2 separate regions of the Homo sapiens genome follow, and region 1 is linked to region 2. Evidence: read pairs that join two places in POLR2A ChIA-PET (ENCODE). Cell type or tissue: MCF 10A. All regions are shown on one strand. Each heading gives the region's core, and the rest is flanking DNA. Links, peaks and the distances in the headings are about the cores only. Region 1 overlaps ABLIM1 (actin binding LIM protein 1). Region 2 has its middle 28 kb from the start of ABLIM1.

Region 1 (2,804 bases), core at 96-2,595, 67 kb after region 2:
GGACAGGTTTTGACAAAAGAATGTCTGAATCTTTCATTTGCCACTTTATCCTTAACAGAAGTTGGCCGGAATTTGGTGTCATCTGTCTTGGGTGCTTGATACAATTAAGAACTAACCCAACTGTTAAATTCAGAGTAAAATACTGTTTGAATTCCAGCTGGAAGTCCAAAGAAAACACTCGTAGAGCCCATGTCAGCTTTCAAGCCTGGTATTTCTGGAATTGCTTTTTCAGTTGGGATCACTTTTCCCTATGAGTCTGCCTCTCCTCTTTGTGTTCACCACGCTTACCTTGTTTCCTTGCTTTTGTATCACAGCCAGGGAGGGAGGAGCAAGATCAGGACCAGGACTATCTGCCATGCATCGTCCCATCCCTCAGTGACCAGCTGTTCATCTACATTGTCGAGCATTACATGCTGGATAGCATTCATTTTTGATGTGTAAGAGCTTTTCCAGAAAAAAAATATCATTTCAGCCAGGCACAGTGGCTCACGCCTGTAATCCTAGCACTTTGGGAGGCCAAGGCAGGTGAATTGTTTGAGGTCAGGAGTTCGAGACCAGCCTGGGCAACATAGTGAAACCTCGTCTCTACTAAAAATAAAAAAATTAGCCAGGCATGGTGGTGCATGCCTGTAATCCCAGCTGCTCGGGAGGCTGAGGCAGGAGAATTGCTTGAACCTGGGAGGTGGACGTTGCAGTGAGCTAAGATCGTGCCACTGCGCTCCAGCCTGGGTGACAGAGCAAGACACTGTCTCAAAAAAAAAAAGAAAAGAAAGAAAGAGAAAGAAAAAAAAAAGAAAAAATATAATTTAAGGGCTTTGGAGAGAGTTCACCCCTCCCTCAGGAATGTCCAAAAGGTGAGTTGTCAGCAGGCCTTCCATGCAGCAGGAAAGGTTTAACCATTCCTTGGGTGCAGGGCATGTCTGTCATCACCCCTATCTTGACTTGAAAGCACCCTTGCAATATACAACAGGATTCAAAAAGCACTTGGACTTTTGCAACAAGAGCCCAGGAGTGGCTTCTTGCCATTGGAGAGAGTTGATATGATGGAGACACCCCCAGGGAAAGGCCATCCCTGCCATGAAAACCACACGACCACAGTGAGGCAACACTAATATGGTAGTTTTGCATAATAAGTAGGCAAAGATGCCAACTACTAAACATGAATCAGGCAAGCAAGGCCAGCCAGAGAGTCGGCAGTCAACACAGTACTTTCAGGTTGGGGGCTAGCGTGGTGCAAGATGACCAGGAGCAGCATTGGAGACGAGATTGGAAGGCACCTTGTTGACAGGGCCTGTGCCTTGCCTCTCCAGGGCACTGTTCTCATCTGAGTTGGGGGCAGCACCCTCTGGAGTTGTGCAGCCACAGCCTGCACATCTTTACCCAGGGGCAGTGTGCTTCCAGGGAGCTGGTGCTGCAGTTGGTAGTGGGCAAATCACGTCTCTACCACTTCCTGGAGGACATAGAGCCAAGCTCCTAACCTGTCTCAGAGTCAGGGTTTTTTTCAGTTAAAACAATACTGAGAACACCCAATTTTCTCTCCACATCAGGAGGTTTGATAAGTTATCTGGTGAGTTTGAGCATTGGAAAAAATTATTAGTAGATCACAACAAAATAGGTAGAAAACATGATGGATTATTCATCAGGAGCTAGGCAAGTGGGAGAAAGGGAAACGATTAAATCTAAGAGAACAAAAACCATTGTACAAGAAAGGGAATCTATTCCTAGGAGGCACTACAGAGTCTAGTAGAACAATAATTACATTCGCAAAGTGTAAAACAGTGACCATGGGTTTAACCAAAATTTGTGGTGTAGGCCTATTGGTAAGAGCCGAATCTTCACCTGCAGAAACAGGATGTCAGTAGCTAATGACTGAGTTGATATAAGCATAGTGTTAAGAAAAAACACCAAAAGTTGAGCACATTTGCCTATAGGGGTTGGGAGGAGTGGGGCAGGCAATTACCATCATGCATTATAAGCATATTTGTTTCTTTGGGTTTTTTAAACTTTTTCTTTCTTATAGAGACAGGGTCTTGCTATGTCGCCCAAGCTGGTCTCAAACTCCTGAGCTCAAGCGATCCTACTGCCTTGTACTCCCAAAAGCTGGGATTACACATGTGAGCCACCGCCCACACTTAGCCTAAACTTTGATAAAAAATAAATAAATATGGGGTAAAAAACCCATACTTCCCACTCCATATCTTTATTGTTAGGGTTAATTTAAGTGAAATAGTGTGCGAAAATTTCAAATGTGGCCTGTGCCATGTGCTCAATAAATGTTAATGAAAGTCAGTTGGTCTGTGGAGTTTCTTTAAGCATCAGAGTAGAAGCACAGCCCAGAGCCAAAGGAATGGCCCGAGGTCCCTTGCAGATAAAACAGGACTAAGAAGTAGGTGGTGAGAAGCTGGGCACAGTGGCTCATGCCTGTAATCCCAGCACTTTGGGAGGGCGAGGCGGGTGGATTACCTGAGATCAAGAGTTTGAGACCAGCCTGGCCAATGTGGCGAAACCCCATCTCTACTAAAAATACAAAAAAAAAAATTAGCCAAACGTGTTGGCACGCACCTGTAATCCCAGCTACTCGGGAGGCTGAGGCAGGAGAATCGCTTGAACACAGGAGGCAGAGGTTGCAGTGAGCCAAGATCGCGCCATTGCACTCCAGCCTGGGCAACAAGAGCAAAACTCCATCTCAAAAAAAAAAAAAAAAAAAAAAGTAGGTAGTGAGAAGAATTAAATTTGTAACCAGAAAGAGAGACAGTGTTCAACTGCCTTCGGCCAGGATTTTTCAGAGGCTGAACGCCCTTCAC
Region 2 (2,804 bases), core at 148-2,647:
TGGCCTTGGGCAAGTCCCTAAATTTTTGGCTTTGAAACTTCTTATCTTTGAAACTGTGATGGAAATTATCTCTAAAACCCTTTCTAGCCCTCTCCTTCCTCAGAGAAATGTTTTCCAAGCTCTGTTTTGTGAAAAGTTCATAGTTGTACTGGGTTGGGGGTTCTCTGGTTGAATAAATTCAGGAAATGCTTCTTATCTTATTTATCTCTTAGTTACAGGCACACTTGCATATTAATACATAGTAAGTCCATGGTTAAGAAAACTGTTTAACAATATTTAATTAAGCATTTCTCAAATACAGGTGAAGATGCAATTTTAAGCATTTGTATTTGTTTTGCTAAGTGACGGTCACTTTCCTGTGAAGGGTTCTAGAAGCGTGGTTGGGAAAGATTTCTGCTCTGTGTTTTTAAGATAAGGAACACACAACCGTGTCTCTGATTTCAAAATGACATGGTATAAGCTCCATTGCTATTTAATTAGAAAGTGGTTGTTTGAGGCCGGGCACTGTGGCTCATGCCTGTAATCGCAGCACTTTGGGAGGCTGAGGCGAGAGGATTATTTGAGTCTGGGAGTTTGAGACCAGCCTGGGCAATATAGGGAGACTCTGTCTCTATTAAAAAAAAAAAATAGCCGGGCATGGTGGCACATGCCTGTAGTCCCAGCTACTCGGGAGGCTGAAGCAGGAGAATCACTTGAACCTAGGAGGTCAAAGCTGCAGTGAGCTGTGATTGTGCCAATGCAATCCAGCCTAGGTGACAGAGTGAGACTCTATCTCAGAAAGAAAGAGAGATAAAGAGAGAAGAAGGAAGGGAGAAAGGAAAAGAGGAAGGAAGAGAGAAAGAAAATTGTGCATTTTAAACAAGTTTCTAGGCAGTTGGTTTCACCTCTTTTGTTTTTGTTTTTTTTTTTGAGACGGGGTCTCACCCTGTCACCCAGGATGGCATGCAGTGGTGTGATCATGGCTCACTGCAGCCCCAATCTTCTGGGCTCAAGCAATCCTCCTGCCTCAGCCTCCTGAGTAGCTAGGACTATAGGTGCAGGCCGCCATGCCTGCCTAATTTTTTTTTTAATTTTTAGTAGAGACAAGGTCCTGCAATACTTTCCAGGCTGGTCTGAAATTCCAGAGCTCAAACTATCCTCCCATCTCGGCCTCCCAAACTGCTGGGATTACAGGCATGAGTCACCACACCTGGCCAGTTTCTTGACTATAATAAATCATCAACCAAATTGTGGTTCAACTAACACAAGTCAAATTTGGAGGACTATGATTAGGAAAGAATCACTTTATTGCTTAACATTCAAAAAAATCAAAGTTTCAATATTGGATTGCCTGCTCCCCCACTTTGCCCCTGTCCTGCCTTGTAAAAGGCAAGGAACCAATGCAATGCAGGTTATTTTTAAACTAGCACCCTATTTTAGCCCCTGAAAATAGCTGTAGCTCTGTACTTGGTTTCTTCTCTCATTTAATATCAAGTAGGAATAATACTTCGAGATTTAAAGGAGTAGGAAAAACTAGCCTCCATTACATTTTAAATGCAGGCTAACAAGAATAAAGAATGCAACGATGAAAGACTTCCATCCTTATGGTAAAAATCCCAAGACACTAACAAAAAACACATTAGGCTAAAATATGGAATCACTATCATGAGAATGCAAGGCATTAGGTGTAATCAGAAGATTTCAGTTGATGCGACTGGCCTTTGGCAGCAGCTGACACATGACAGCTCTGCAAATGGCAAGCATTTTATCAACGAGCAATCCAGTTGTGATTCTTTGTCTGGCGCCTGGTGCTACAGCCAAGTCAGGAGGACGTTATCAGAGGCACCAAGTTCCAGGCAGTAGCCTGGACCAGGGGAAGGGCACATAGGGTGACCCATGAGGATGGCTGTCTACCCGAGTCATTTCAAAACAAAATAAAAAAGCCACTTAGCTGGGGAAGAGAGTAAGCCAGGACTCTTCAATTAATCAAACTTTGCATTTGGCCAATGTGTTTCAAATAGTCTTGTTTTCCAGTGGATTGATTATAGGCCTTACATTAAATTAATATCTCACAACGGGTGCTGCTGGTTACATCTTTATTGGAGGAATTAAATGTTTTACCCTCACATTTAAAGCAATTATGCCAGTTTCCTCCTATTTCTTAGCCAATGTGTGTATCTGATGCCAAGGATATTTGTCCTAAGGGTCTTTTTCCATTTAAACTGTCTTCATAACTTTTCCAATATGCAAAATTCCCGGTGTTCAAAAATAACTGTGAGAAAAGTTGGATTGTGGGTGGTGGATAATCCAGCCCAACATCAGGGCATTACTGACGAAAGGAAAAAAATGCCTCTTTCCTGAGTCTTTCCGGATGAGGTCATTGTTTTCAGACAGCTTGTATACCTAATATAAAAAGGCTCAAAGTCCACGGCTCGTCTCATACCAGGAGTTTGTCAGGGAACTGTTTCCAAAGCCATAATGAATAATCAGGCTGTTAGTAAAAGAAGCCTCTCCAAGTTATAGCATTTTTTAAAAATTCTAGTAGTGAAGAAAATAATTAAAAGCCCATCTGGTTGAGATAGTAATTCATTAAGGAAAAAGAGGAGGCAGAAGGCTGGGGAATAATCGATCCTTTTCTTTCTTTATTTCATGTGTTTCAGTTATTGTGAAATGATAGTGATCAAAATCTGGATTCTGGATTGTGCAGAATGCAGGAAAATCCTAGGAACATTCTTGGCGTGTTCTAATAGTGGCTTCCCAGAAACGAGTGTTTTCAGTGGGTGTGGCGTCATTGAGCTGATGTGCTTTTGCAAGGGGTCTCTTTA

Evidence for each region. ChIA-PET counts read pairs that join two places held together with the same protein. Peaks named below come from ENCODE experiments on the same cell type or tissue, not always from the same donor. Only the 100,000 strongest peaks of a DNase experiment are listed, where the experiment ranks them.
Region 1: POLR2A ChIA-PET joins it to region 2 with 5 read pairs; 5 of 35 experiments call an interaction of 5 or more read pairs at or near these places.

The regions. Positions count from the first base shown.
Region 1 is chr10:114,617,163-114,619,966 of GRCh38, reverse strand. The region is part of intron 1 of ABLIM1 (actin binding LIM protein 1); the gene reads left to right. Among named protein-coding and RNA genes, the nearest start is that of ABLIM1, 40 kb to the left of the region's middle. In MCF 10A, for the core only: no CTCF peak of the experiment used is centred there; a DNase peak (open chromatin) is centred at 1,056.
Region 2 is chr10:114,684,618-114,687,421 of GRCh38, reverse strand. It overlaps a transcript of ABLIM1 not described here. Among named protein-coding and RNA genes, the nearest start is that of ABLIM1, 28 kb to the right of the region's middle. In MCF 10A, for the core only: no CTCF peak of the experiment used is centred there; a DNase peak (open chromatin) is centred at 1,191.